Linked DNA regions of Mus musculus: region 1 is linked to region 2. A link is a loop called in an ENCODE intact Hi-C map of the cell type or tissue named here. Cell type or tissue: heart. All regions are shown on one strand. Each heading gives the region's core, and the rest is flanking DNA. Links, peaks and the distances in the headings are about the cores only. Region 1 overlaps Atp1a4 (ATPase, Na+/K+ transporting, alpha 4 polypeptide). Region 2 overlaps Nhlh1 (nescient helix loop helix 1).

What was found. A loop is a pair of places that touch in the nucleus more often than their neighbours do. Peaks named below come from ENCODE experiments on the same cell type or tissue, not always from the same donor. Only the 100,000 strongest peaks of a DNase experiment are listed, where the experiment ranks them.
Region 1: a loop joins it to region 2, with 6 times the contacts of the local background. A loop is called at or near these places in 3 of 42 quality-filtered maps.

The regions. Positions count from the first base shown.
Region 1 is chr1:172,242,333-172,257,730 of GRCm38, forward strand. Atp1a4 (ATPase, Na+/K+ transporting, alpha 4 polypeptide) reads right to left here. Exons shown (of 23, transcript NM_013734.1): 3 at 15,311-15,370; 4 at 12,525-12,731; 5 at 11,721-11,834; 6 at 8,952-9,086; 7 at 8,554-8,671; 8 at 4,300-4,568; 9 at 2,499-2,700; 10 at 2,006-2,115; 11 at 1,695-1,829. Among named protein-coding and RNA genes, the nearest start is that of Atp1a4, 8.4 kb to the right of the region's middle. In heart, for the core only: a CTCF peak has its summit at 5,565 (motif pointing left); no DNase peak of the experiment used is centred there.
Region 2 is chr1:172,040,868-172,056,265 of GRCm38, forward strand. It overlaps Nhlh1 (nescient helix loop helix 1), which reads right to left. Exons shown (of 2, transcript NM_010916.2): 2 at 11,425-13,601. The coding sequence starts at 13,430. The coding sequence ends at 13,029. Among named protein-coding and RNA genes, the nearest start is that of Nhlh1, 9.0 kb to the right of the region's middle. In heart, for the core only: a CTCF peak has its summit at 6,218 (motif pointing right); a DNase peak (open chromatin) is centred at 6,214; H3K4me3 peaks cover 822 bases; H3K27ac peaks cover 844 bases; H3K27me3 peaks cover 1,092 bases.

The DNA.
Region 1 (15,398 bases), core at 3,468-8,467, 200 kb after region 2:
GAAATCAGAAATGCTCAGACTACAATCTATTTCAGAGATGGTAAGAGACTAACAGGCTAAGTAAGACACATTCCTTTCAAAGACTGGAGTCTCTGCCCTTGGAGCAAGCTAATTATAGTAGTTCACTCAAAGCCTGTCAGAGCTAGTGCCTGCTGGAGCTGAGTCCAGTGGGGCTGGCTTGTCACACACCGTGTACCACAGAGACCAGTTCTGCCACTTGAATGGTATTCAGTAGCTCAGAAGCACTCATATGGTAATTTGGTGGGGGACTTGGTTCCTTGTTAGACATTCCAACAATGTCATGAATATGTTCGACTTTTATTTTTAACCACATGGAGGGAGAGGTGCCTAATTCATCCAAAGGCCTTACTCACACTCTGCCAAGCCACAGAATTCCTGTCTGGTTAGTGAGGCCACCAAGTGTCAGGAAAAAAAAAGTAGGAATAAAGTTTGCAGCTTCTTTGCAGCTCCGGGAGCTCTTTTTTATCACAGTGACTAAGGCGAGTTTCGATGGGAAGTGTGGATCTACTTAGCCCTTAGTGCTCCATCAGAAAGTACAAGTAATTGGGTTTTAAAAATCCATATAGACTGTTATTTTGTTTATGCCTGAAGACAGAAGGGCAAAACTGACTTAGGAGTCTTATTTCGTAACCCTGTTACACTCAAATGTCTGGTCTTCATGGAAATTCAAGGAGTTGGAGGAACCATTGCCTGAGCAAACTAGCTTAAGGCTGCCTCCAGCCTCAGCAAGGGGACTCTACTTTCTACTGAAATCCTCTTTGAAGTTAGCTTGGATTCTCATCCCCTCCCCCATCCCTAGGCATGGACTATTACTGCTCCTCCTCTTCCTCCTCTTCATCTTCCTCCTATTCCTTCTTCTCCTCCTTCCTCTTCTTCCTTCCTCCTTTTCATCCTCCTCTTCCTCTTTTCTTCTTCCTCCTCCTTTTTAAGACAGGGTCTCTCATACTATAGGTCAAATTTACCTGAAATTTAGAGTAATCTTTCTGCCTCAGCCCTCTCTCAGCTGCTGAGGTAATAGGTGGAGGTTATATGAACCACCATGCGTAGCTTCTTTGGATTTCCTTATTTGTATCCCCGACCATCACTCACCCTCTCTCCCTCACCTACCTGGATAATGAATCAATGTTTTTGAAGGTGAAAAATATAACCCTGGAAGTGAGTTCCAGGACAGCCAGGGCTACGCAAAGGAAACCAGTCTCGGAAACAAAACAAAACAAAACAAACAACAAAAAACAAACAAAAAGAGAAAAATATGACACACGTGCATTCGACTCCTAACTGTCTCATGATGGCTGCCCTAGGGACTTCATGGAGGGAAGGGGGGTATAAGCTGTCTACACTGGCGAATTTCATAGCAGACACTGGTTTAGACTAATAGCTGTGTGAGACTCCCAGTATCCTGCCTCAGCTGCCTCTGCCCATCTTAGCATTTTATGACGTGCTCTCTTTGCAGGCAACATGGGTGAGCCTTCTGCTCAGACTCTCTCCCTTGATCACCTACTTCTCTCTCCTTAGCGTTTGTCACTTTCCTTGTGGTGAGCCTTCCTGTTAGTTGGGATGCCAGCGCTCCTGAACGAGTGCCCTGCTCCAAAGCTGGAGGCAAAGGCATAGCTCCCCCCACTGGCGAGTCCATGGCCCCCACCGTTCTCCCGCCACCTTTGTCAGTTCTGTACCTGATACTTGTTGGTGGAGTTAAAGGGAATCTCCGCCACCTTGGGGTTTTTCTGCCTCATTTCGCTCACGGGGTTGTAAGACTGCTCAATGAATTTGAGGAGAGCTGACTCGGAAGCATCCCCTGTTGTTGCCCGCTGCAAGGATGGGAGTGTACAGTAAGTCCCAGGGGTATACCATCCGGACAAGCAGAGAGGCAGAACGGGGAGGGAAGGGTATGTGTAGAAAACCACTGAAAAGCAGACTTTTCTGGAAGGGGACAGACAGGTGATACTAGTCACTGAGGTGCCCTCTTTCCACTTCAACTTGATACCTTAGCTATGGGAACAGACTCCTGATGGGGTTTAAAGTCGGCCCGGTTACAGAGGCCAGCGATTCGAGCCAGGTAAAACCAGGTGTCTGAGGACTTGGGAAACGTTTTCCCTAGGGAAGAAGAAGAAGAGGAAGAGCTATAAACACACGGAGTTTAAAACAAGGGGTTAGACGTTGAGGGGGAGGTCAGTCAGGGGGACTGGGAGGGCCAAGCTCATTCTCAGCTACATAAGGCGCGCAGCAGGGGTTATTCACTTTCATCTTCGCACCTAAACACTGCACAGAGATGGTATCTCTTCTCTCTTTCTTTCTTTTTGGTTTTCCGAAAAGAAAAAAAAGGCGTGTGCCACCATCGCCCGGCGTGATATTTCCTATGGCCCCCACACTCCCGCTTCTGTCCACGATCCTGCTCTCTCCTGTTTATCTGGCGTCATCTATCGCCTAAACTTCCCACCCCAAATCCTCCGCTCTTGGCTACCAGGGCCACTTGTTACCCGTGGTTTGCTCCTCACTGGTGTCGGCCTCATACACAGTCTTATCAAACCACAAATGCGCCACTGTCATGCGGTTCTGGGTGAGGGTGCCCGTCTTGTCTGAGCAGATGGTGGACGTGGAGCCCAGCGTCTCCACGGCCTCCAGGTTCTTCACCAGGCAGTTCTTGCGAGCCATGCGCTTGGCGGTCAGCGTCAGGCACACCTAAGGCCACCGAAAGGGGAAAGAATGAATCGAGGTGGAGACCGGTCAGGTTGTTTTGCTTTGGAAATTTGATTATTTTTATTTCCCTTTTACTCTAACCCGGTCTTTAGAAATCCCACCTGTGATCTCTGTAAGGGATGCTGAGGAAATGGTCTATGGCGAGAGTTTTCAGTGTGCGCCTCACTCCTGTGTCTGTCACAGAGCACAGGCTCCTTCCCCGGGACGCATTTAGATCTTTCATTCAGGAGCCTCTTTTCCATCCCAGACCACTCCCTGTCTTTCAGATCCGCTCTCTACAAGGACCACATCGCTGGGTCACGTTTTACTGTGGTATACAGTGCTATGTATGGATAGGGCATCTTGCCAATAGTGTCTGAAAAGTTTGGGCAGAAGGGAATGGTAATGACATTGGGAAAGGATGTCACAGTACTGAAAAGCCCCCGGGGAAATCATTTAAACCAGAACATTTGTTTTAAAATCATAAATGGAAGCTAAGGTGGTTTTTAAAAATTAACAAACTATTGTGCTGTGAATAGGTAAGTATAGAATCCCAATTATGGAATTACAATTTATTTACACTATATCCTTAGTTCCTAGCATTTTAAAACTAGTCCTAACACACCCTAAATGTTATCCTTATTTCTATTTTAAGATGACTATAGAAAAACCAGAATATGCTGCCTGGAGCGATGGCTCAGTGGTTAAGAGCACTGACTGCTCTTCTAGAGGTCCTGAGTTCAATTCCCAGCAACCACATGGTGGCTCACAACCATCTATCATGGGATCTGGTGCCCTCTTCTGTCTGGTGTGTCTGAGGAGAACTACAATGTACTCACATACATAAAATAAATAAATCTTAAAAAAAAAACAAAACAAAACTAGAGCAACAAGTTTCCCAAACAAGTTATTAGTAAGACAGAGAGCCAAGACCGTGTCATAGGAAGAATGGTTAAGGGATTACTTGGAGAATCTGAGGAGTCATGATGGTTGTCATGGGGGTGGAGGGCTTAGGCCATTAGGACACAAAGAACCAGCTTATTCTGGTTGGGAAAACCAGGATGGAACAGGGAATCATATTTCTGCTCAGTTTAACTAAAGTGAGCTAAGAACAAGACGGGGCTGAGACAAAGGAGCTATGTCAGTCACCCTCAGAAACAAACCACAGTTATCTTCCATGGGTTTTTATAGAGGGCATCCAGTGTTGGCTCAAAGGTTGATTTTAAGTGGCCTCGAAGTCCATTATGGTGGAATTCAGTAATCCTAAATTAATCTTGCTCTATAAACTAACAAATGCACAAGGCCTGATGATCTTAAGTGCTTTGGCCGACACAGCCAGTGCACCTGAGACCGGAGCATGATCCTTTCTCTGTTGCATCTTGCTTCCTCTTTCACGGAGGAGACAGAGTAGTCACAGCGGCACAGGTAGAGGAAGGCAGTGCAGTGCTCGTGGGAACTAAATTGCTTCTGACGCTTCTATGTATCTCAGGGATACCCCTCACTTCAGATGTTCCTTAACAACAAGTGTTAGTAGGGACACTTCCTTTCCCTGGGGTCATTTGTCTGCTCAGAGGTCACCCCTCCCCACCCTTGTTTACTCACAGTGACAGTGGCCAGCAGCCCTTCCGGCACATTGGCCACAATGATACCAATAAGGAAAATGACAGCATCCAGCCAGGTGTAACCCAAGATAATCGAGAGCCAAAAAAATGAAACACCGAGGAAGACCGCGACAGCTGTGATCAAATGGATGAAGTGTTCGATTTCGGTGGCAATCGGGGTCTTGCCCATTTGCAAGCCTGATGTCAGGGAAGCAATCCGGCCCATTACTGTGTAGTCTCCTGTAGCAATCACAATACCCCGAGCTGTTCCTGTGAATGAAGAAAGACACTATAACTCCTTACTGTGGTAGAGTAAGGATTGCCTGGGCTGGTATCACCACCCCAGTTACTGACATTGAACTTCTAAAATCTTTTGGTTGTTTTGCTAGGAGAATCTTTTTTTTATCATGGTAGGTTCCTGACACTTTATAGTTTCTGGCATGATAGGAATATCAGACAGAGAGCTTCTAAATTCCATAGAATCCCTAGGTGGTAAGAGAACCTTTTGCTTTAATGAGGCAACTCTTGGGCTCTTGGGTAGCCACTGGATGAGGAGGTTGCCAGGGGAACCAGCTATGGGATTACAGGGTGGGCTTTCAGCTCTACAACCCAACATCCAGGATGGGGAGAGAGGCTGACGGTTGAGTTGATTACCAATGGCAAATGATATAACCAGTCACGTCTATGTAATAAAACATCCATTAAAAGCCAAGACAACTGTGTTTGGAGAGCTTCCAGCCTGGCAAACACATGGAGATGTCTGGAGGATAGCATACTCAGGATACAGAAACCTCACATCTCTGCCCACATCCCAGGCCCTGTGTGTGTCTCCCATCTGCCTGTTCACTTGTCTCCTATCATCTGTAATGAGTGCAAAATGTAGGCCACGTGCTTCCCTGACTTCTGAGAGCCTTAAGGAAAAAGTCCTGGGAATCGCAGTTCACAGCCACCCTGTCAGAAGTATGGATGACAGCCTATTACTTGGACTAGAGACTGGAGTAGGAAGAGTCTCATGGGACTGAGCTCTCATCTGATGCTATTTTGAGGTAGTTCGTGGCAAACTTTGACTGAGTGAGTTATGGGGAACTGGTGGGGAATCCCTACAGTAAGACCTAGGGGTTCTGTGCAGACAGGAAAAGGAAGGGTGCAAGCCACAGGCTGCTAAGCACCCCACAGTGCTCCCTCAGAACAAAGACCTCTCCAGTCCTCAGTGTCACTATTTGAGGAGCCCCCTCCCTGCTTTTCTGACTAGAGCTAGTCTGACCTCTGCTGGGTGGCACCAGCCATAACACCTGTGCCCTGAGCCTTTCCAGGGCCTTTCCCCCCACCAGCTCTGCGCCCTATGTAGTTGACTTTACTCACACATGGTACAGGACACTCACCCACAACTTTGAAACAAGATTGTTTAAAACCATTCTTTCTGCTGCCCCATAGAGCCTGTTGTTCCTACCATTCAAGTCAGAGAATGACCAAGGACAGAAACCCATGGAAAGAACTTTCATCTCAGAAGCAGAAGGGCACAAGGCTGAACCATCAACTTTTTAAACAAGTAGTTCCCCCCACCCCAAGATAAAGTTCCATGATTCCTAAGACTATGGCTTCCTCTTATTAAACATGGGATGAAGCACAGTGCAGATCCTGTGAGTTACACCTAGAAACCCAGTATTTGAGAGGCTGAAAAGGAGGGGGGAGGAGGAGGGGAAGAAGAGGAGGAGGAGGAGGAAGAGGAGGAGGAGGAAGAGGAGAAACAACAAAGAACCCACAAAACTGTGAAATCAAATATCTCTGAAAAAGCCTAGAACACGGTTGGATGTATGGTAGACACTCAACTTTATTCCAGTGAATAAAAGATCAAACAGTCAGTGTAAAATCATACATGTGTCTCAGTAGGAGCAGATCCCACTAGCACAGGGGCGCGGGGTAGCTGGTGGTCTCCAGTTCTAAGATTGCCTTCAGCAACAGCCAAGGCACATGGAGCTGAAGAGATGGCTCAGTGGTTAAGAGGATTTACTGTTCTTGCAGGCAACTTGGACTTGGTTCTGAGAACCTACATGGTGGCTCACAGCCGTCTCTAACTGCAGTTTGAGGGATTGCCTCTTCTGATTTCCTTGGGCTCCTGAGTATATGTAGGACACATATGTAGACACAGACAGACAGACAGACACACACACACACATACACACATACACACATACACAAAACTATTTAAAAAAGAATCTAATAGTAGAGTTCTTGGATGGATTAGGCCAGTATTATGGGGAAGGAGACTCTGGCAAGGGTCACAATGTAAAACACACTGCAGACAACCTTTGAACTGGTTGACAGGTTCTCTAAACCTTTATGAAAGTAATAAAATGACTGAAAGATACTGAAAGGATTTTGTATTTTTGATAAGATGGGTATTTTGTATTTTGATAAGATGGCTACAGTGTCGTGTCGTTTAAATCCATTCTGTTCACATATCTAGCTAGAAATGATTAAATGTAATAAATGCTCCCTGTGTGTCTGGAGATGGAGCAGGTTAGCATCAAACCGGAAGAAAACTGATAAGGGCAAATATCCTGTGTCTTAGGACAGACTGTTCCCTCCCTCGTACACCTTGCATGTGTCATCAGAGAGAGATCGGGTTCCCTGGAAGCATGGGAACACAAAGAGAGAGGTTTGTGCCACTGCCTATCAAGGACCATAGTAACGAAGGCTGGGGACAGGATAACGCTGTATTTGTGTTACTAATTTGTAAATTGGTCTGGGGTGAAGGTTAAAGGGGAAACTGGTATAAGGCAAAGGCTATTACGTAGCAACTTGTACAAAACTTAGCTTGGCAGGCATGGTAGAACACTTCTTTAACTTTAGCACTCTGGAGCTGGTGCATAGGGATCTCTGTGAGTTCAAGGCCAGCCTGGTCTACATAGCAAGTTCCAGGACAGCCAGAGCTACATAGCAAGACCTGAGATATTTCAACAAACAAAACAAAATCCCTTAGCCTATCTAGCTAGTTCTACCCTCTTGGCTACATTAGGATTTTGTTTGTCTCCTATTAAATCCCCCTTTCTCTCAGATAGACCCTTGTTTCTCAGCTGGAGTACCTTCACCAACTCTTGCCTAACCCGCTTGTCAGCAGCCTAGACTTAGCTGATGAAAAACCTACTTCAGAAAGATAAACCTGAGCAAATTTTCTCCTAAAACATAACAGCTAAAATACAGCATTTTTTTTAAAAAAGAGGAGTCTTGCTAATTTGTATTTTTCTGTACATTCAATATTTATGTTTTATACATTGTGTATACATCAAATGATATAATTTCTTTCTGGTTGGGTTCTCCCTTAGTGTATATTGAACATTATTGTTCTTATTAAGACATTTTCAAATGAAGCGATTTAATGAAGAGAGGTCGTTAGCACTCTGTGTAGAGCAGCGTGGGAAGTGGAGGCAAGAGCGTGGGCTTTGGAGACAGACTTTCATTAGAATCTCTAGTCTCCCTCTTCTCTGTTGGGTCATACTCTAAACTATGGTGAGCGTGTACTTTCTATGGACTTCATAGAGTTTTGTGTGTGACATTGTGAGAGTCAGAACAAAAACTGTTTATAGTGCTTGACACTACAGTTATATACATTTATATATTCCATAGAAAGCACCCATCTTCAGACACTAAGACATTTGATCTTAAGCATTAATGATGATTTGCAAGTAGACTCTGGAGTATGTTTGGGTTTCCTTAAGGGCAAAGGGCAAAGGAGAGAAGGATGTGAGTGCTGGCTCAGGAGTGCCTTTCTTTCATCCTAGGGACAAAGCCAGTGTTTGAATGGCAGAGTTTGAGGGACAGCTCTGATAATTCAAGCTTGCAGTGTTGGTAGCTTCCTCTGGAAGGTAAAAGGAGGTAGAAGAGTGACCTGGCAGAGATGGATAATGTCCCTCTATTCTGTGCTATTTTCTCCACCAGTTCAAACCATGGTCAACAACTTCAGGATGCTTACAGTGTAATAGACCTTGTGCTAAGCATTTAATGTCATTTAGTCCAAAAGCAATCGATGGGTAGCAGTTTTTTTATTAACAGTATACAAATTTGGAAATGATGTCTTTGACCACCCCCCCCCATCCCCACCCCCAGAGGTCATTAAGCACCTGAGTGATGGAGAAGCCAACCTTGATACTGTCTTCCTACCCCGAAACCTTTAGAAAACAGAAGGTTTTAAAAGCCATGTGTTTCCACCTCTTTTTTTTTTGAGCCTGGGCTGCAGATGATATACAATACTCACCTTCTACACAGTTAGTGGAGAAGAAGATGATATTCCGTGTCTCCAGAGGGTTCTCATGAGTGCAATCAGGGCAGCGAGACTGGGGTTCTGACTCCCCAGTCAAGGAGGAATTGTCTACCTGGGATGGGAAGGAGAAGTTAAAAGGCAGTCATAGGACAAAGGTCAGATTCATGTATGAAGGCAGCACCACTTTATCTGTCAGAACCATCACGTCATTAACATGCAGAGATAAATATCTGCACTCCTAGAACCTCACCTTCTTTCCCCCAAACCACTCTCATCACTGTCTCAAGGTTCTGAATAAGAAGATTGGATTATGACTAAGCCCAGGTCTTCACCGTGCCTTAGAGCCACACATTGCCGTAGGCTCCCTCCTATAGCTTTCCTCATCTCCTCACCTTGCATCCTTGCGCCGAGATAACCCTGATATCAGCAGGGATTTGGTCTCCTCCCTTCACCTCTACTAGGTCTCCCAAAACCACATCTCTTACATTGATTTGCATTTTCTCTCCATCTCGAATCACCAGAGCTTGCTGTAGGAAGATAATGTTAGATAGCCTCTTGCACTTCCTGGTTGCGCTCCAACCCTCCCCACTTCCATCTCTGTCCTTCTGTGTTAGGTCTACTATTGCTGTCTGCACAACCTCTGCAATGGGACTTTGATGGCCTTTCCATTAAGAGGTGGGATCTATCTCTTTGTCCCTAAATGTAGAATTGACCATGTAAACTATTTTTTATTTTTGGCCCAGAAGATTTTTAGTAGAAATGATAAAAATAAAGGCTTAAAAAACTATTTGATACACAGATGCAGAGACCCACAGCCAGACATTTGGTGGAGCTTGGAGAATCCTGATGAGGGGAAGGAAGGGTCATAGGGGCCAGAGAGGTCAAGGACACCCCAAGAAAACCCACAGAATCAACTAACCTGGACCCATAGGGGCCAGAATCGACAACCAGGGAGCCTGCAGGAGTCTGACCTAGGCCTAGGCCGTCCTTCCACACGTATCTTATAGTTGTGGTCTTCCTGTGGGACTCCTAATAGTGGGAGCAGGGGCTGTCCTGACTCTGTTGCCTGCCTTTGGGACCTTTCCCCTTGAGTGGCTGCCTCATCTAACCTCGACTGGAGAAGATGCACCTAGTCTTACTGCAACTGGATGTGCCAAGGCTGTTGGATACCCAAGGGAGGCCTCTCCTTTTCTGAAGACAAAGGGAGGGGGAGCGGACCATGGGGGAAGGAAGAGGGAAAAGACCGGAAGGAGAGGAGGGATGGGAAACTTTGGATCTGGATGTAAAGTAAATAAATAAATTAGTTAAAAAAAATTGTTCCTGTTAAGGTTTGCCCTGCTGTTCCTGGGAACCCCTCTGTTCCCATGAACAAGCAAGAGCTGCGAACATCTCAATCCTTTCAACCGAGGAGTGAATAAGGTTATCTTCTATTTCTCCCTAGAGCAAGCTGAAGCCAGCTTAGACCAGAGCAGCAGCACAGGCACAGAACGGTGACAAAAGTCATGTTTGGGTGGTACATTAGGCAATCAGTGCCACCCGATAAACTCCCAGATCCCAGTCAAAACTCTTACTCAAAGAAAGGTTTAAATCATGTTGACATTAACAGGAGAAGAGCATCCTAGGGTACAGGGGTGGAACATGATGATATTGTCGCATGAGTTGGGAGACTTGATGGTTTTTTTGTTTTTTGTTTTAAAGCCTCTAGTCCTGTATTTAGGAACTCCAATCTGCTGTCATACTATTTCCAGATACCTTTAAAAACATTCAATTTAAAAAAATAAAATTTAAATTTCAGAAAAGCTTCAATAATAAGAATAGTGACAAGCACACCTATAAAACTTCCACCTGCCTTCACTCACTAACTGTCCACCTCAGTTGCTTCATTCTTTCCTGTCTCAAAGTTAGATGCATCATGGTAGTTTATCCTAAACACTTCTGTGTGCATTTTCAAAGAATTATGTAATCTTCATTCTCTTAAAAATATTATATATATACATACATACATACATACATACATACATACATACATACATACATACATACATATATATGCATGTATACACATATATACGTGTGTGTGTGTGTATATATACATATGTATGTATGTAGATATGCACCATGTTCATGCCCGGTGCCTGCGAGGGCAGAAGAGAAGGAAGGTGAGAATCCTTTGAAACTGGAGTTTCAGGTGGTTGTAAGCCACCATCAGGATGTGAGAACAGAACCCAGGTCCTCTGCAAGAACAGATTCTTAGGGTTTCTATTGCTTGGATAAACACCACAATCAAAATCAACTTTGGGAGGAAAGGATTTATGTCACTTAAACATTCCACATCACAGTTCATTATCCAGAGGCCATGGAGTGCTACTTCAGGCTTGCTCTCCCTAGGCTTGCTCAGTCACTTTCTTGTAGCACCCAGGACTACACAGTTGAGGGGTGGCACTGTCCACAGTGATTTGGAGCCTCCCACATCAATCATCCATCAAGGGAATATACCACAGGCTTGTCCACATGCCAATCTGGTATATTTCTTAACTGAATCCCTTCTTTCCAAGTGATGCTAGGGTGTGTCGAGTGGACATAAAATTAGCCAACATAAGCAGCAAGTGCTGTTATTTGCGGATCCATCTCTTGGCCCCTAGGTTATTCTTTTCTATGACAGCACAGTGATTGTCTCAAGTGGTTTGATTTTAATGCAATGCTCACATTTACTGCATACATTTCAGCTTTTGGCACTTGACCCAAAATGTCTCTTTAAGGCATTATTTCCCAACATAGCATCAGGCCCAGGACTCATATCTTTACCAGAATATTAATATCGCCATATCCTTTTAGCTTTTTAAAAACTGGAACATTTCCACAAATCACAAATACATTGCCTTTAAGGTCAGTCTCCCCAGCGGCTTCGTTTTCAATAGATGTCCTTATTTAGGTTGTGGAGGGTCATTCTTCATTTCCTTGTCACTTTCAGTGACACACTCTGTGGCTATTGTCATCGGAGCTTGATTTCCATTTCTCCTGGTACTTTCCAGGCTCCTCATCACCAGCCCCACTTAGCGCACCCACTGTGTGTGACAGTCCCCCCGGGGACTGAGCGATTATATAACTCCTCACAATCTGCACTTCCTCTCACTAGCTCTTCCCACACAAGTCCTACGTACCTGAGGCACCATGTTCTTAAAAGACTCCATGATCTTGGAGCTCTTGGCCTCCTGGTAATATGAGAAGCAGCCGGTAATGATGACCACGGCAGATAGTACAATCCCCAGGTACAGCTGAAGATGGAGAAAGTGTCATTAGCACATCCTTTTTTCCCTCTGCATCCTCAGATTGCCAAGGGAACAACTTCCTCTGGCTGGAGGAAGTCATGGGACTGAGGGTCCAGGAGGATCTGGGAAGGGTTGGCTCCCCGGCTCCTTGGTAATGAAGACCTAACCTATTATGTTGAGTGGTCAGAAAACTCCTAGAGAATGAGAATCTTCCTCTCCCTCTATCGGCAGGAGGTGGACAATGAGCCAAGGAAAGCAAGAGATGAAGAGGTTGGCATTCTGAATAAGAAATGGGGGACTACAGATGGCTCAGAGGTTAAGAGCACTGACTGCTCTTCTAGAGGTCCTGAGTTCAATTCCCAGCAACTACATGTTGGATCATAACCATTTATCTATGCCCTCCTCCTGATGTATCTGAAGACAGCTAGAGTCTGAAGATGAGCTACAGTGTACTTATATACGTTAAATAAGTAAATAAATCTTTCAAAAGGGGAAGGGAGGGACTGCAGAAACACTGTGATGGCCACTTGGCGAGTAGACTGGTAGAATAACGCCTTTTAGGGAGCTAAACTAGAAGCTTTCTAGATAGAGTTTGCAGGAGACCAAGATGGATCAAGAGCTTCCCCAGAAACTTCTGAACTATTGGGGATTTGGGTGAGGAGAATTTGGGAGTTTGGGGGGAGGGAGCAAGCTCACATTATCTTTGTTGGCGTTTTCTTTGTAATAATTTACATGTATGCCATAGGCCAGGAAGCAGAGACAGGCACCAGTCCACAGTAGGAGGGAGAAGCCACCAAACAGTTGTCTACAGAATTTGACCCACTCTGGAGTGGTTGGAGGAGGAGTTAGTACATTCGGTCCATTTTGAAACAGAATATCCTGGGCTTCTAGGATGCTAAGACCCTGTGTAGAGAAGAAATAAGGATGGAGAGGCAGCTGTGAAAAAGAACCAGTTACAGCGAGAGGACCTACTGGTTATAGCCTCAGGATAGGTCTACCCCAAAGCAGCCGCGGAAGAGCCTTCTGAAGATTCTTTCCAATAAGAATTTGTATTGTAGAAGGGGTTTCATTTAGCATGCTTACTCATAGAGAGCTTTTTTGTTTGTTTGTGCATTTGTGTGTGGATTGGTTTACAACCTTTTGAACTTGAGTATTTTATCTTGAGGCTTGGTCATGTGGTAGGAGCTGAGAATATCATCATTAATAGGAATGGTCTCCACCCAAAGGGACTCTGAGATGGCATGACAACCATCTCAAGGGAAGGGTGGTTGCAGCAAGGCATGACAACCTAAGTCTAATTCTTGGACTCACATGGTAGAGAGAACTGAATTCCACAAGTTGTTCTCTGCCCTCTGTGTGCATGCAGTGGCACAATCATACCTCCACACATAAACTTAGGTGCTCACAATAATCAATCAATTGAATGAATGAAATTCAAGAATGTTCCTTATTTTTAGGGAGCTCAAGTTGGGAAACAAACATATAGAGATGATTATAATATACTAGATTAACTGGGGCCATGATCCATGATGCTGGAAACATCTTGTCCTTCACACTTTGGCTTTCCAAATTGGAAACAAGGGAAAAATCAAACTAAAGACACCAATGTATGGATTTTATTCTGGCCTTATGCATGCGCTTCTGTGATTTTTCCTTAATATTATGTGATAATAGAATCTACCAGAACCTATCAGCCATTCCCTTAGCCTGTCTTCAAAAAGACCTAAGGGGCTTCAATATTCTCTCAAGAGTCTAAAGCTTTTAGTAACAATACTAAATCATTGTCATCTTTACTCATCCTTGAGGAATGGATGATTGGCCACCAAATTTCAGGACAGCCTGATCTACATAGTCAGGCCCTGCCTCAAAAAAAAAAAAAGTGTATGGTAAAGTTATGGTTTGACTCTTAGATATTCCCCAAATTACCTGACGCCCAGCTGATGGTGGTGTTGTGAGGGTGCTGTCGGGAGAGTTCAGGGGAGGAAATAGACTGCTGGGAGGTGCCCTTGAAAGGTATGTTGGGATTCTCCCCTCATCTCCCTATTTGCCATGAAGTCAGCAGCTGTGTTCCATCACGTGGCTTCCTTCCTCCCCACAGATGAAGTGTGAGCAGTGGAGCCAAGAGACCCTGGCCTGAACCCTCCTAGCTCCAAGTCAGAGTGACTCCTTCCTCCTTTACATTGTTTGTCTCTGTCTTAAGTTACTTTGTTCTATTGCTGTGAAGAGATACCATGACCAAGGCAATGTACACAACAAAGTGTTTGTTGGGGCTTACAGTCCCAGATGGTTAGAGCCATGACCATCATGGCAGGGATTATGGCAGCAGGCAGGCTGTAGCTGTGAGCTTGCATCCTGATCCACAGATACAAGGCAGAGAGAGAGAGACAGACAGAGAGACACAGAGAAAGGGAGACAGAGAGACAGACAGAGAGAGACAGACAGAGACAGACAGACAGACAGACAGACAGACAGACAGACAGAGCTTACTGGGGATGGCTGGACTTTTAAAACTTTAGAGCCCCAGTAACACACTTCCTCCAACAAGGCCACACCCTCTAATTCTTCCCAAGAAGTTCCACCAACTGAGGACAAAGTAGTCAAATATAAATCTATGGGGACCCTTCTTGTCCAAACACCACAGATTCAGATATTTTGTCACACTAATAGAAAGATAACACTTGAAGTTTTCCAAAGATGTCATGATACATCCCAGTAGATTTAATATCAAAAGGTATGAGAATTCAGATTTTTCTATTAGAAAACTAGAAATTAAATGCTGGGTATAGTGTCATACATAAATCCCAGCAGAGGCAGGTGGATTTCTATGAGTTCAAGGCCAGCCTGATCTACATAATAGTGGGTTCCAGGCTAATCAGAGCTACATAGTAAGACCTTGTCTCAAGAAAACAAACATAAAATAAAGTTAGGTATTAAAGAGATTTGTAAAATGTAAGATGACACTAATTTTTTTTTGGAAAAATAGTTAATTGGTTAAAAAATATTGCTGTTAGTTTATAATAAGCCTTTTTTTCCTTCTCTTCTTTCATGACTCTAGGGATCAAACTCAGGCTGAAGATGCTCTGCCACTGAGCCACATTCCCAGCAACTACTCTTTATAAAGGAACTCAGAAATACTTTTAAAATTTGCCAATTTAAATTTTTACCATGGCAAATACCAATAACATTATTTTTTACCTAAGCAAAAGCTCTTTGGAGTTCTTGATAAATCCTAAGAGTATAAACAGGTCTAGAGGACAAGACAAAAGGCATATTCCCAACCATCCACACCATCACAACTTTCTCAGATAGTTACTGCGACCATTTTTTCCAAGTAGAGTTGTGTGGAGCTTTGCGGGGCTAAGGGTAAGAGGTACACAGTTGGATCTGGAGTTGAGAGTGGGGGTCACTTTCAGCTTCTGCGCTGCCCTGGTTAGTGTCCTCAAGTCACTGAGGACTTCTGTTCTGCTTCAAGCAGTTCTTACCTTGGTCAAGTCCACAGAGTACTTGGCACTCAGCTCATCCAACGTTAGCTTGTGATCATCCTGAGGGAACAGAAGAGTTATTAAGGTG
Region 2 (15,398 bases), core at 3,405-8,404:
GCTTAACTGTGTGCATGGATAATCTGCAGGAAATAGTTTAAGAGATTACAATACATGCCTCATGTATGGGTTGTAAAAGTGGTGTTAGTCTCTGTGTAAGGTGTTATAGAATGTGTTTATAATATATCCCTAGAAGAAAACTAAACAGTGGCGTGTGTCTGTTAGTTTCTTTTCTTATTGCTGTGACTGACAGGAGCAACAGGTTTTAAGCCAGGGTTTAAGAAAGGATGCAATCCTGTGGGGAGGATGAGGAGTCTGACCACACTGTCTAAAGTCAGAAAACATGGAGAAACAACTGGTATCCCTATGGTATAATGGTGGGCTCTCCTGAAACTGAAGTTATAAATAATTGGGAGCTGTCATGTGGGTACCGGCAATCAAACCTGGGTCATCTGGAAGAACAGTGTTCTTAACTGCTGAGCCATCTCTCCAGGCCATAAAGACAACTTTATCTTATAATATTAAACTAGCGCTCCAAGGTTTACAAATACTTGTAAAATACAGTCTGAAAGAACCTTCTCAAAATGGCTAACAAGAGTTACTTTAGGGGACAGGCCTGGTGGTCTATGCCTTTAATACAAGCACTTAGGAGGCAGAGGTGGGCAGATCTCTGTGAGTTCAAGGCCAGCCTGGTCTACACAATGAGTTCCAGGATGTCCAGAGCTACAGAGAGAGACTCTTTCAAAAAAACAGAGAGGGAAGAGAGAGAGAATTACTTTGGGGAGGCAACAAGATGGCTCACGAGGTAAGGAACTTATTGCCAAGCCTGAAAACCTGAGTTTGATCCCCAGAACTTATGTGGTGGAAGGTGAGAACCCACTCCACAACTGTCTCCTCATACACACACACACACACACACACACACACACACACACACACACACACACACACTCACACACACACACTCACACACACAAACACATACACACACAAACACATACACACACAAACAAACACACACACACAGTGACATGTGCATGTTTGCACAAGCATGCACACACACGCATGCAGTTCAGGGGTTTGATTTGGATGTTTGTTCAAACTCCACATACTTAAGCACTCTTTGAATGGTGTGGAATAGACATGTGTGACTTTGTCAATTTTTTTACATGATTTAAAAACAAACAAACAACTAACTTGTAGATCCCAGTGAAGTAGAAAAAAAAAAAAAACCAAGATACAGCTCTGGAGGAAATAACTTGTGAAAGCCCCATCTGAGGAGAGAAACAAACCCATCTTGTCCAGGTGGGTAGCAGCAAGCAGACGCTGAGCCAACTCAACAGTCGGAAGCACTGGACCATACGAGCATTAATGACCCTGCTACAGATGCCGTTTTGTTGAGCACTGTCGTGCACCAGCGTGGGGACGTACATGCTATCCCTGGTAAGGAAAGAGCTGCTCAGAGACTTTAAAACATCTATCCCAGGTTACATAGACATCCACGTGAGAGAGCAATAAATCTCCATGCAGAGAGGGCAGCCACAGAGAGACGCTTACGCAGAGAAGGACCACAGTGGAGTGGGGTCTGCCTTGCTGCTATTGGAAGACGCCGCATCTCAGAAGGTCGTGGAGATGAAGGATGAGTAAGACTTACACAGATGAAGGTCAGAGCACAGATGCTACCGGGTAAGGGCTGATGAAGGAACCAGGCTACTCTACACACTGAAGTAGGACATATGCTGTGTCTTAGTGACGGTTTCCACTGCTGTGAAGAGACCCCATGACCAAGGCAACTCTTATACAGAAAACATACATGTGGAAAGCATGGCCGCCTGCAGGCAGACATGATGCTGGAGGAGTTGAGGGTTCTACGTCTTCAGGAAGCAGAAGAGGACTGTGTTCTGCGGGCAGCCAAGAGGAGACTGGAATTCCACCCTGGGTAGAAGCTCCACTTGCACAGGATCAAACTTCCTCTAACAGGGCCACACCGCCTCCAATAAGGCCACACCTCCTAATAGTGCCACTCCCTGTGGGCCAAGCATTCACACACCTCGTAAGTCTATGGGGTGGGGATGGGGGGCATTCCTATTCAAACCTCCACAGTGCAGCACTTGTCAGAGAGTGCTGAGTTTAAGAGAACTGCCAGACCATAAAATACAGGAATGGGCCAAGCAGTGGTGGCGCACGCCTTCAATCTCAGCACTTGGGAGGCAGAGGCAGGTGGATCTCTATGAGTTCAAGGTCAGCCTGACCTACAATGCTAGTTCCAGGACACCAGGACTAAAGGGAGAATCCCTGTCTTGAAAAATCAAAAACAAAACAAAACAAAACACCAAAAGAGCCGGGCGTGGTGGTGCATGCCTTTAATCCCAGCACTCAGGAGACAGAGGCAGGCGGATTTCTGAGTTCAAGGCCAGCCTGGTCTACAGAGTGAGTTCCAGGACAGCCAGGGCTATACAGAGAAACCCTGTCTCGAAAAGACAAAAACAAAAACAAAAAAAAAAAAAAAACCACCAAAAGATGGAGTGGCATCTCAGGCTGGGCAGAGTGGCTGAAGAGCTACCATGAAAAAAAAACAAAACAAAACAAAAACAAACCAAAAACCAAAACTTCATTCTTTGTTAAAGAATGTGAGTTTTATTCTAGAAATAATGGGTAGCCATGAAAAAGACCTGGATACAGAAGTGTCCTGGTTAGATTTGCATTGTGATTGGGTAAATCTGATATCAGACTACATGGTGGACTGGAGAAGAGAGACCCGGGAGGTAAGGGGAGCATCTAAGCAACTGCAGAACTCCTTGGAAAGAAAACAGAGGCACTGGTGGTCATGCGGGAGTGTTCAGCCTCATCTAGGAGATAGGATGGTAGCCTCTGAGGGCAAGCTGACGACAGGCTGCAGGGGGGAGGAAAGAGAAGGAAGGGGTGATAGCCAGGGCAATGGAATGGTGGTTGCCCGCTGTCAGCCCCGCTGGGCCGTGGCAGGAGAGGTGTGGGGAGCAGAAGATAAGATGCCTCTTTAGGGTAGAGTTGGAGGTCTCTGGAATGAGCTCTAGTAAAGAGACCCAGCTCTTCAGCTACAAACCCAAGAAGCAAATGTCCTAGACTGCTCCATAGAAGGAGCCTCAGACATCGCTTGTATGTTCTCTTGTTGCTTGTCTCTATTGCCACCACGCCCATCACAAACCCCATCTGACCTCTCCCACCATACCTGTGCACAAAGTTACCACAACCTATTGATTTACCATTTAAAGAGCTTTCCTAAACCTGTTTTCCTTTCCCCATTGCTACAGGCCAAATACAAAACTTTATGCAATTAGCTTTGCAGCAGCTGCCTAAAACTGCACCCTACATAGGTCTAACCCCTATAGTGTGTGTGTCTGTGTGTGCGTTACATATCACAATGTATCTCTATATTTAACTATATACAAGCTCTGTGTGCATGATATATATGATATATCATATATATTATATATATGTATATATACATATACACACACATATATATATGGGGTTGGAAGCAAGATCTGGTTGGTTGCCTTATTTACTTTTCTATTGCTGGAAGAGACACCATGACCAAATAACTTATAAAAGAACATATTTGATTGAGGGCTTGCTTACAGTTTCAGACAGTAGAGTCCATGACCAGCATGGCAGTGCACAGCAGTAGGCAGGCAGTCATGGCACTGGAACAGTAGCTGAGAGATTACATCTGATCCACAAACAAAGGCTGAGCTGAGAAAGCCAACTGGAATGGCATAAGCTTTTTGACACCTCAAAGCCCACCCCAGTGCACATCTCCAACAAGGTCATATCCCCCAACCCTTCCCAAATAGTTTCACCAACTAGGTACCAAGCATTCAAACATATGAGCTTATGGGGACTGTTCTCATTTAAACCATACTTGCTGTGTATCACAGGCTGGCCTTAAACTCAAACCCATGATCCTCTTGAGTACCTGGCCTATAGGAGTGTATCAGTATGCTTGCCCCAAAAGTGACACTTTAAAAAAAAAAGATTTACTTGTTTTATGTATACAAGTACATTGTCACTCTCTTCAGACACACTAGAAGAGGGCATCAGATCCCATTACAGATGGTCGTGAGCCACCATGTGGTTGCTAGAAATTGAACTCAGGGCCTCTGGAAGAGCAGTCGGTGCCTTTAACTGCAGAGTCATCTCTCCCACCCTCAGAGTGACATTAAAAAAAAAAAAGATTTTAATTTATTTTTAATTATGTGTGCATGTACACATAAATGTAGTGCCTTTAGAGGCCAGAATAGGGTGTCAAATCCCCTGGGCAGCTGTGAGCCTAGATGCTGGGAACAGACCTTGGGTCCTCTGCAAGAGCGGTGTACAGTATTAACTGCTGGACTGTCTTTGCAGACTCTTAAAGTGACATTTTTAACATAAAAAAATGATGGTGACACCTATACCCTATTACTGATTTCCTGTCAGTGGGTAGCAAGGACTGAACACTATCTGCCTTACCTGACCACTATCCATTCCTCTTCCACCTGGTGGTTTTGTTCTGGTAATAGCAAACTGGTTAGGAAAAAAAACAAGAACAAAAACGTTCTCAGGGATCCACACCCCTCACATCAATGCTGCCTTCTGCCTGGAATATTCCTGTCCCAAGGATCATTCCCTGGGAAATAGACGTGGCTTTTGTTTTGTTTTGTTTAGTTTTGTTTTTCCCTTAGCTACAAAAGCATTGGGATTGTCCATGCCCTGCTAGAATCCTGCTTTGTTTTGTCCTATGTGTTCTGTTTGTTATTTTCATTCCTGGCGACTGAACCCAGAGCCTCACACAGGCGTGGTAAGCGAGCAGCATGCTACTGCTAAGCCGCATCCACAGTGGGGAGCTGGGTTCCTTGATTCTGACACTGGACGCAGGCAAGTGCTCCCAGGTGTGAGGTAACCATAGGACTGCTACAAAGGTCTCCGATGATCCCACGAGAATTCTCAGGCTGGGATAGCCCACAAGAACCAGTCCTTGCATGCAGACGCCCCAGGGAGGGAGCTTCCTCCCTCCCAAGGCAAGTCCTGGAGAGAGAATCAGCACTCCTACACATGGGAAGAGAGTGCCTGTGTCCAGAGAAGGGAATCTGTGATGGAGCTCTTGGCAGCATGCAATAGCTCTCATTATAATCACCTTGCTAACCTTTGGGAGCCCATTTGCCTTCAGAATCCAGCTTGGATCTTACCTGTTCCAGCCCCCATCAGCCTTCCTTGTACCACGTCTGTTCCTTACACATATCTCATGCATTTCCAAGTCTATGCCCCCCACATCCCATCCTAAGTAGATTTGAGGGGAGTGGCACAGAGCCTGTAGTAGAACCTGCAGCAACGCTGGATACACATGAGTTTGCAGCAGATACATGTTGCACTGGACGAAATACAATCCTCTCTAAGACTATAAAAGGGAAGGCTGGATGTGAATGCCATGGAGGATAAAAAGAAAAAAAAAAAGAAAAAGAAAAAGAGTTAGATGGCAGACAGGCTGTGACCTCAGACCTCTCTCCCCTTGCTTCTCTTGGAAGATCAAGTGATCCATGCTAGGCAAAAGCTGGAATCTGAACTGAGAATGAAGTGGGTCAGAAACCAGAGGAGGAGGGGGACCAAAAACTGGAACATGCAAACAGCCATGTGGCTGATGGAGCTGAAAGAAAGAAGTAAAAGTCAGAGGGAAAGCAGACGCCTCAAGGGAAGTGGGGAAAACAGCTCCCTATTGGACAGCTGCCACCCAGGTTCTTACATAAGGAAGGGTAGGAAAGGACTGGACAGTGGCTCAGAGGATATGAGTGTGCACTGCTCTCGCAGAGGAGTACGGTACCCAGCACCCACATCGAGTATAACGCCAGTCCTGGAGCATCCAGCACTTCTGGCTTCCAGTGGTACCTACACTGTTGTGTGCAGGTGCGTGTGTGCGTGTGTGTATGTGTGTAAGTGCACACGCACAACTAAAAATAATGGGGGGGGGGAAGGGCACAAGAAACAAGCATCAAGATGTAGGTGCATACACACACCAAATGAAACGACCACAGACTTAAAGGATTTGAGATTCTAGTCAATGAATGCATAAAACGCAAAGTCTAGTCGATGTACCTAGTCAGTACCACCTTCCCTCACCTCCCAGGAACAGAATCCTGAGTTGCAGCCCCACCAGCAGTTTCTCTGCTCTTTGTCCCCATTTTCAGTTTCTTAACCCCTCTCTACCAGGAAAACGAAGACTGGGGGCGGTGGGGGAGACCATCTCTGCTAGTGGCCAGCAGGGGGCAGTGTTCAACAAGCAATGATTGAGATTTACAGCGGCCTGGGGAAGGAAGAGGAAAAGCCCCTTACAGCTGCCTCTGACACCCTTTTCGGTTTTTTCAACTCCTTGGCTATCTATCATTTCTCCAGTCCTAGCTTAGTATAACTCACAGACTTCTTACTCCCAACTCTCTAAAGAAGATTAACTCCTGCCCAGTTTTGAGGAACGCATGTGAGAGGCTTGAACTCAGGGCCTCTTCTCTGAGGATGTATGCATTCTCCCTAAAGCAGACACACACACACACACACACACACACACACACACACACCATCTGGTGGAAGAGCTGAAAGTCAGACCCTTTCGCTTCTATTGCTTTGCACAGTGAACAAACTATGCAGAAGTACAGGTTGGCCCTTAGTGCTCCCCGAGGTATCATTTGATATGTATTGTATAAATAGATCCGTGTGTCTGTCTCTGTGTGTGTGTCTCTCTCTCTTTCTCTCCGTGTGTCTCTCTCTCTGCCTCTCTGTCTCTCTCTGCCTCTCTGTCTCTCTCTGCCTCTCTGTCTCTCTCTGTCTCTCTGTCTCTCTCTGTCTCTCTGTCTCTCTCTGCCTCTCTGTCTCTCTCTGTCTCTCTCTGTCTCTCTGTCTCTCTCTGTCTCTCTGTCTCTCTCTGTCTCTCTCTGTCTCTCTGTCTCTTATTAAGTCAGAGTTTCTCTGTGTAGCCCTGGCTGTCCTAGACTATGCTGGCCTCAAACTCAGAGATTTCCCCCACCCCCACCCCCACTCCCCAGCTCTGGAGTTCTGGGTTTAAAACCCTGCAGCACCACTGCCGGCATACAGAGCACTTTCATGCAGACCCCATTTAATCCCCCTAGCCCTCTGACAGGCCTTGATTGTCTTCCCACTTCACAGGTGAAGAAGCTGTCAGGTGAGCAGGCAGTCTGTTTATTGTTGTGTGTGAAGGGTAAAGATGAACCAGGCGTGGTAGCCCACCCCTACCCCCTAATCCCAGCACTCAGAAAGCTGAGGCAGGAGGATTGCAGCAAATTCAAGGTCAGCCTGGGCTGAATAGTGAGAGGCTCTGTTTCAAAAATACTAATAGGAAGAGGAGGGGGAAGGGGGAGAGAGGGACCAAGGGAGGGATGGAGGGAAGAAGAGAGAGAGGGGGAGGGTTCGAGGGAGGAGTAGAGGGACGAGGGAAGGGAACTGGATCACCACCAGGCCTTTGGCTACCACGCATGGGCTGGGCTTTCCCCTCTAGCACAGCACTGCTGCTGCTGCCTGCTGCCTGGCCTGCTTCTCCCCCTACTCCACACCTCCCAGTCTTACAGGCCCATGGGTTTCTGTGTTCTTCTGTGTTAATGATCTGTAGAGGTGACTCTCTTGTTAGCTCTCGCCTTCCACCCGGTCTAACTTGAGAGCACAGACAAGGTCTTTAGAAAGAAGCAGGAAGATAAAGGATGGGCCTTCCAGGAAGAGGAAGAGGAGGAGGCAGGGAAGGCAAGCCCTCCTCCGGGCATTGAGAAGGAAGGGGTGGGGGGAGCTGAGAGAGAAGCACCGGCATTCTATGCCCAGGCTGTAAAGGGGCACAAACAGGACCCTCATTGTGTGGGCACAAAGGAGCCATATGTCTGCCAGTCTACAGCACAGTGTGTGTGTGTGTGTGTGTGTGTGAGTGAGAGAGAGAGAGAGAGAGAGAGAGAGAGAGGGAGAGAGAGAGAGGGAGAGGGAGAGGGAGAGGGAGAGAGAGAGAAGGAAGGGCTGGCTCAGAGACCCCATTATGAAGCCCTTGGGGTCTTGCCTTCTGCTGTCACTGACTTAAGGGCTTTCTGAGACAGAGGGCAGGGGAGCAATTATTATAGCAGACACAGGACTTAGAAAATCAGGGGCCTGTGGTCACCGGGGCATGAACAGCCGAAAGAGGGGCATGCTGTGCGTGGGAGCTAGAAGAGGAAAGAGGGGTGCCGAGTCAGATTGTCCCCCTCCTGGGTCCTTCATAACCTACCCTCCCACGGCACCACACACACACACTCTGCTCACAACCCGCTGCCTCTGGATCTGGGTTTTGTTTTCCTGTTTCTGTCTTCTTTCATTTTGTTTCTTCTTTGGGTTTTTGAGAGAGGATCTTGCTATGTAACCCTGGTTGGCCCAGAACTCTCTATATAACCAAGCCTGGGCTTCAAATTTGGGGGGGGGGGCTTCTCTTGTCTCCGCCTCCCTGGTCCTGGGAATCCAGGAGTCACCACACCCTACTTTCGAGCCCAGGAGCTGGTTCTGGAACAGTGTGAGATGAACCGTGGTGTTCTGTCCCTTTCCTTTCTCCCTGCCCGTTAGCTCTGCAGCCCCCACTTTTCTCTCCTTCCCTCAGCCCAGAGACTGCCATCTCCCTCACCACTCCACTTTGTATGTCACACTCTTCCCCCCCCCACCCCCGTGTGCCCCTCCTCCAATCTCCTATGCTCTCCTCCCTCTCTTTCTCCTTCCCTGTCCTGCCACGCAGAGCAGAGCGGCAGCCGGCAGCCGAGGCCAATTGATTATCTGAAGAAATTTGGAGTTAGCAGCAGAACAGCTGCAGCGGTCCCCTCTCGCCATCCTCAGGCCCTGAGGGACCTGGGAGGGGAGGGGCCCCTGACCCTTCCGCTCTCCAGCCTGGGAGGGACCACGAGGTGCTCCCTGAGCACAAGGCATAGTGCTCATACTTGGAATCACACCCCAGCCCCTGGGGCTTGGGTTATAATCCCAGACTATCATCATAGGAAGTCACGGTACCTTTCTCAATATAGGCACTTGTCTTTGAAACAAAGGATGTTAGCAGACATGGTGGCACACACCTGTCATCCAAGCTTTCGGGAGGCAGAAACAGGTGGATGGCAGGCTAAAGGCCAGCCTGGGCTAGTTAATGTGACTTTGTCTCAAAATAAGTAAATAAATAAACAGTTGAAGTTGTTGGGCAGATACAGTCGTGTACCCTTGTAATTCTAGCACTGGGGAGACTGAGGCAGAGGGATGGCCAGTCAGAGGCTAACCCGAGCTACATAGAGATACCTGGCCTTGAGGTTTGTTATAAGTTAAAGAAGGAAGGCAGGCAGGAAGAAAGGTAAGGAGGCAGGGAGGAAAAAACTGGACCTGGTGATCTTCCGGGGTCCTTCGGACATTAGTCTCTTGGAGTTCTCAGATTTCCCTGGTCTCAGTTCAGCCCACGCTCTCACCAGGCTCTGGGCATAAAATATTTCATTTAACTCACACACAAGGAAGCAGACATGGAATCTTGGGAGTTCCTTCCCAGCCCTGATCTAAACCCCTCTTGCTGATGGCATGCAGTAGTCATATCTGAAGCACCGGAGGACATCTCTGCATCTTCTCCCCACAGCCTTTACCTTCAGCCATTTTACAAGCAAAGCCAGGAGAGGCTCTCCCAGGGTCTCCAGCCAGAGTGTTTCACCTGAAGTGGGAATGTGCTCTAAGTGTCTCTCTACAGACTGGATTTTTCCAGCCCCTCTACTTGAATTCCTTTTTGTTAGACTGGGTGTTTCTGAGGCTGAACAGTTCCGGGTACTACAACAACCGCAAAGTTATTCTTGGAGTTAAAATCTATTATCCTAGAGCTCCATTTCAGTGACATTGACAATGACGTGTGTGGGGCCGCACACAGGACGTCCATTTTCTTCATTTAGTAATCAGGGATGAGAATGGTTTTTACCTCCACATCTGCTCTTTGCTTGCTTTGTGTTTGAGACGGAGTCTCACAGATCCTCAACAGTAGCTGAGAGTAACTTTGATCTAACTGCCTCCACCTTAGTGTGCCAGTATTAGAGGTGTCAGTACAACCCCTTTTATGTAACTCCAGGGAAAAAAATCCAGGTTTTCAGGCATGCTAGTCATATACTTTACCAACTTAACTGCCCTTAATACATACTATAATATATATATATATATAATATAATATATTATATATATATTTATTTATATAATATTCTAGCCCCTAAATATATTCCTGTCAAGACAGATAAGTGTGTGAGGCCTTTGGTCCCTTCCCCCTGTATATCTTCTACTTCCTTTGTAGCGTGGTCTCCAGACCTTTGCCTTCTTAATCATGCAGGGGTCCTCTCTGTTTATCTCTCCTGTTAAACAGGGGGTCCAAAAGAGCACCACCCATCAGGCTGGGTCTCTTTAGGGAGGCCAGCTATAGCAGTAAACACCTGTAATCCCAGCACGTGGGAGGTTTAACAGGCAAGAGCTCAAGTTTCAGATCTCCGTTAGCTATATGTCAAGTTTAAGGCCAGTCTGAGCTCCGTGAGATCCTGTCTTCAATCGATCCACGCATCCCCCAAAAGAAGCTACATCTGGGGTCTGAGTTTTAGATGTGTCCTTAATAGCTGTGTGACGGGCTGGTGAGATGGCTCAGTGGGTAAGAGCACCCAACTGCTCTTCCGAAGGTCCAGAGTTCAAATCCCAGCAACCACATGGTGGCTCACAACCATCTGTAACATGATCTGACTCCCTCTTCTGGTGTGTCTGAAGACAGCTACAGTGTACTTACATATAATAATAAATAATAAATAAATCTTAAAAAAAATAGCTGGGCAAGGTGTTCTCTGGGCTTAAATGTCTTTCCAAAATGATTTTAGGGGCTTCCTAGAATCCCTCTGATGCCAGCTCAGCGCCTTCCCCCCTTTGATGTTTTTGGGCAGGATTTGGGGATAGATTAGATTCTAGTTGGGGCTAGACTTGAACCCATGACTACCTGCTTCAGCCTTACAAGCCCAGCCACTCAGCACTGCCCCCATCCTCATTCTCGCAGTAACACGCTCTCCATCACGATTCTCCTGTATCTAATGCTGGGGAGCACGGAGCACACCAGGAGTTGAAGTTCCAAGCAACTTTGATGTAGATGGTAAACGAAAAGGAAATGCTTTGATTTTATGCCCTGGCTTTCTCCGGCAGCAGGGACCCATGGACGCAGGTTTAACTTAGGTTCTATTAGGACATTCAGCTGTCTTCTCTCAAGACCACGGGGAGAAGGATGTGAAAAGCAGAATCACTCCGAGAATGCTAAAACGATACATAGCTTCTTTTTCTCTGTCGCCCCTCTTCTGTGTCTTCATTTACTTATGACTTGAAGCTCTCATGATACAGACGCTAGCAAGAGGCTTCCATGGCCAGAACTGTTGATAGCTGCCCTACATAACCTTCAGGCCAGCTTTCCAACACAAAGGAGTCACAGTCATATCTGGTACTAGATCGAGGTCACTTTAATTTTTCTTTTTGTAGGAAATTAGGAATGCAACCAGACAAAGACACACAGGACACCAGACACAGATCCCAGGGTCTGCTCTTGGTGGTTTGGGGAAAAGCAGGGCTGGTAAGAGGAATGGAGTACACAGGACTGGAGGGGGATTGTCGGGGTGGGGGCAGCAGGGAGAGATTGAGAAAGGACCCCCTAGAAGCTGGGAGGCTGAGAAGGGACACTATTCCAGAGGAAAGGGGATAGGGACAGATGGAGCTGAAGAAGGGGTACCAGTATGGTGGGTGAAGGGATCCCCACACATACTTGCACTAGAGAAAGAAGAAGAGAAGTGACCCGGGAGAGAGCAAGAGGACCTCAGCTAAAGCAAGCTGCAAGGAGCCCCCCTCACCCTACCCCAAAGTGCATAACTCGGTAATAAATAGTAATATTTATAAATAAATAAATACATAAATAAATAAGTGAATAAATAAATACATAAATAAATATCCTTGTAGAGCTAGGAGTTTGGTGTGAGGATGGATGGAGCAGAGAAAAGCAGTGAGTTCTTCTACAGGGAATTTAAGGCCCATAGACTCTGGGTCGCAAGGCTACAATGGGCAGGTGGGTGGGGCTCAGCAGCATGGGCGGGTCACCTTCCTTCCCACGGCGGTTTAAGAAAGGAAGGGGAAAAATGTAATAAGAAGGCCCTAGAGCATTCGTAGAGGGCAGTAGCAGGCATGCCCTTGCATCTGAGGGAGGAGCTGATGGGGTTTGCATGTTTTCAAGGGTCCCCTGGGATGGAAGGAGCTGCTGTGGAGCGGCCCCACCCAGGGCCTGAGCCTTCTGCAAGGTGCCCTGGGCTGTTTGGGGGTGTCATCCTTATCCCAGGACTAAGGTTTTCCTTTTTCTAGCCGGCACAGGGAAAGGGAGAATTCTGGGTGGCAGGGGTGGGAGGGGACCGGGAGCGGCCGGACAGCTCCAAGAAGGCAAGGCACTCACTACCAAGTTAGATCTGAGGTCTGTATATCCTAAGCCTCAGGACTGAGAGAGACAAAAGAAAGGCAGAATTTTCCTATAATCCCTGGCTACCCAGGATTCACCTCCGTCATCTCTCTGCCATCCCAAGAGCCCATTCCTCCCCCCCCCCACCCCCGCCACTGCCCCCCCCCCAATGGACCGAAAAGTCTGGGAGTTGGGGACCCGCTCCTTCAACCTCTGCCGCTAGTCAGTTCCCATTCCGATTTTGAGTCCCACCATTGCCAGAAAGAGAGTTAGGGTCTGGGGTCTCTGAAAACTTGGGCATAGGATAGATGAGGCAGCAGCTGTGCAGAGAGGCTAGGCTTAGTAAACCCAGCACGGACTCCATTCTGACCACTCTGGCAAGCAACTCTGACCAAGCTAGGCCGGAACAACTCTCTGAAGGAACCCATAAGAACATCCTTCACATTCCTGGGCCAATGAAAAGAAACCGCCTTCAGGACTAGCGATGTGAGCCTGGTCCTCTGGGATGGGAGGGGGCCGGCCATTCTAAGTAATGTATGGTGACAGGGGGCTCTGGAGAGGCCCAGGGAAATGGGGAGAATCCAGGGTGGGATGCGGGCTGAGTTCAGACGTCCAGCACATGGTTCAGGTAGGAGATATAGCAGATGGCCAGGCGTAGGATCTCAATCTTAGAGAGCTTCTTGTCCGGGGGCAGAGTGGGCAGCAGCTTGCGCAGCTCGGCGAAGGCTAGGTTGAAGGCTTCCACGCGGATGCGCTCCCGCGTGGCGTGTGCCGTGCGGTACTTGGCCGTGGCGCGGCGCCGGCGCCTGCGCTCCTCACGACTCAAGTGCTGCAGGTCTTTGCGGCCGGACTCTCCAAGCTCTGAGCTCCGGACCTGGACCACTCCTGGATCCCCGGATCCAGCACCATCGGGGCCCGGTCCGCCCCCACAGTCGCTAAAGCCCGACTCGGTCTCCGAGTGGGTGGGAGGCAGGTCCAGCTCCATGGTATCGGAGTTGAGCATCATGGTGGAAAACCCCCCACCTAGGGAAATGCGGATCCTCTCCCCACCCCTCCCTTTAGGAGCTTCAAAGAGGGTTAGGAGGAAAGCAGCAAGGGCCTGGAGTGCCGGGGTCTGCCACTGAGCTCTGGGAAGCAGTTACTTCAAAGTTCCATGGTCAAGATTCCAGCCTGGAGCCTGAAATAGAGAAAGACGAATTGAGAATTGGCCGCTAAAGGTGTGGCTGGGGAGGGGGTCGGGGGAAGCTGAGGTGTGAGTTGGGAGTTGTGGTAAAGGAGAGCCGAACTTGGCTTCATAGTTGTCCAACGCTAGAGAGACCAGCAGGTTGGAAAGGAGCAGGAAGAATAACAGAGGAAAGAGAAAAGTCGAGGGAAGGACAAAGCAAGCAAGCAAATGTCAAACGAGAGGACCGAGGACCGAAAGCTAAAACTGCTGAGTTCCTAGAAGTAAACAGAGGTGAAGTCCTTCGAGACACTCGAGACACTGGACTGGGCTGTCATTTCCTGAATATGAGAACAGAAGCATAAGAAAAAAGAAAAAAGAAAAAAAGAAGTCGACGCCAAACTTAACTGTAGAACGCTAGACAATTGCCACAGTGAAAATTCAACCTATGGAATCAGGGAACGGTCCCAAACCAGGAGTCTGGTCATAGGTTAATATGCAAAGCATATGAATGAAGCAGTTCCTACGTAGGCGTGGCAGCTCACTCCTGTGTAACCCCAGCACTCAGAAGGCTGGAGCAGGAGGATTGTGAATTTGAGACTATTCCGGATAGTCAGTCTCAAAAAAGGAAAAGTCTGGAGTAACCAAAATATCGAAAAACCTAATTTTAAAATGAGAAAAGGACTCGCACAGACATTTCTCCAAAGATAATGCACAAATGGCCAACATACATATGCGAATACATGGCACATCACTGACCACTAAAAATGTGAAGTAAACCAGCGTAAAAGCTCACCTCAGATCCACCAGAGACAGAGAATGTATTTAAAAAACAAAAACAGAAACAAACAAACAAACAAAAAACCCTTAAAACTATACCTAATAAAAATATTTAAAAAAAAAACCCTTAAAACTAAACCAGTGTTGGCAAGAGTATGAAGAAATGAAAACCCTTGTCTGAAAGTGTTTCACCTGCTACGGGCCATCGCCTGGATGCTCCTCAGAAAGCACTCGGGAGAGGTTGGTACCTGAATGCTCTCACTCAGAGCAGTGGCAGAAGCAACTCAAACCGTCCACTACTAGAGGACTGCACAAATACAATGTAGAAACGATGTATTCATAATAAACTGTGAGCCTTGAATGCAGATTCCTGTCACACTGCAAAGGAGACTAACCCTCGAGGACATTATACCATGCGACGTCAACAGTCAGACAAATACTGTGACTCCACTCTTTTGCGTTGCTAAAGTAGTCCAATTCACAGAAACCAAGTGGCCCAACAGTGGTCAGGGACTGGAGGTTGAGGCAGAGGGGAGCTAGCCATTCTTTAGACAGTATAGAATTTCACATTGCCAAGATGAAAAAGTTCTGGAGATGAGTTTCACGTAATGAGAATATGCTTAATATTGCTCCGGCTCTGTCTACACTCACTTGTTGTGATAGCAAATTGTGTTAAGTGGGGGTTTTTACATAATACTAAAGTGAAAGGTAGAGCAACAACTGGGGGGGGGGGCGGGGAGGGGGCTTTGGAACCTTCTGCACCCTTGTTTCTCGCTGAGGGAGGGAAGGGCCAAACTCAGAGATGGCTGTTGTGGGGAGGACTGGGATATAAGGCAGACCTTGGCACAGGCACCTGGTTCAGTCCTTCACAATCCCTCAGCCTCCTTTACATCACCACTGTAGTAGACAGGCCCTCCCATTCTGCCCATTAGAACCAAAGAAAAGGTATTTCTTCTCAGCACGTGCACCTACCTGCTCAGGACTACCAGATCCCCCAGCTCTGTCCTTAGCACATTTAGCCCTTGCCATCCC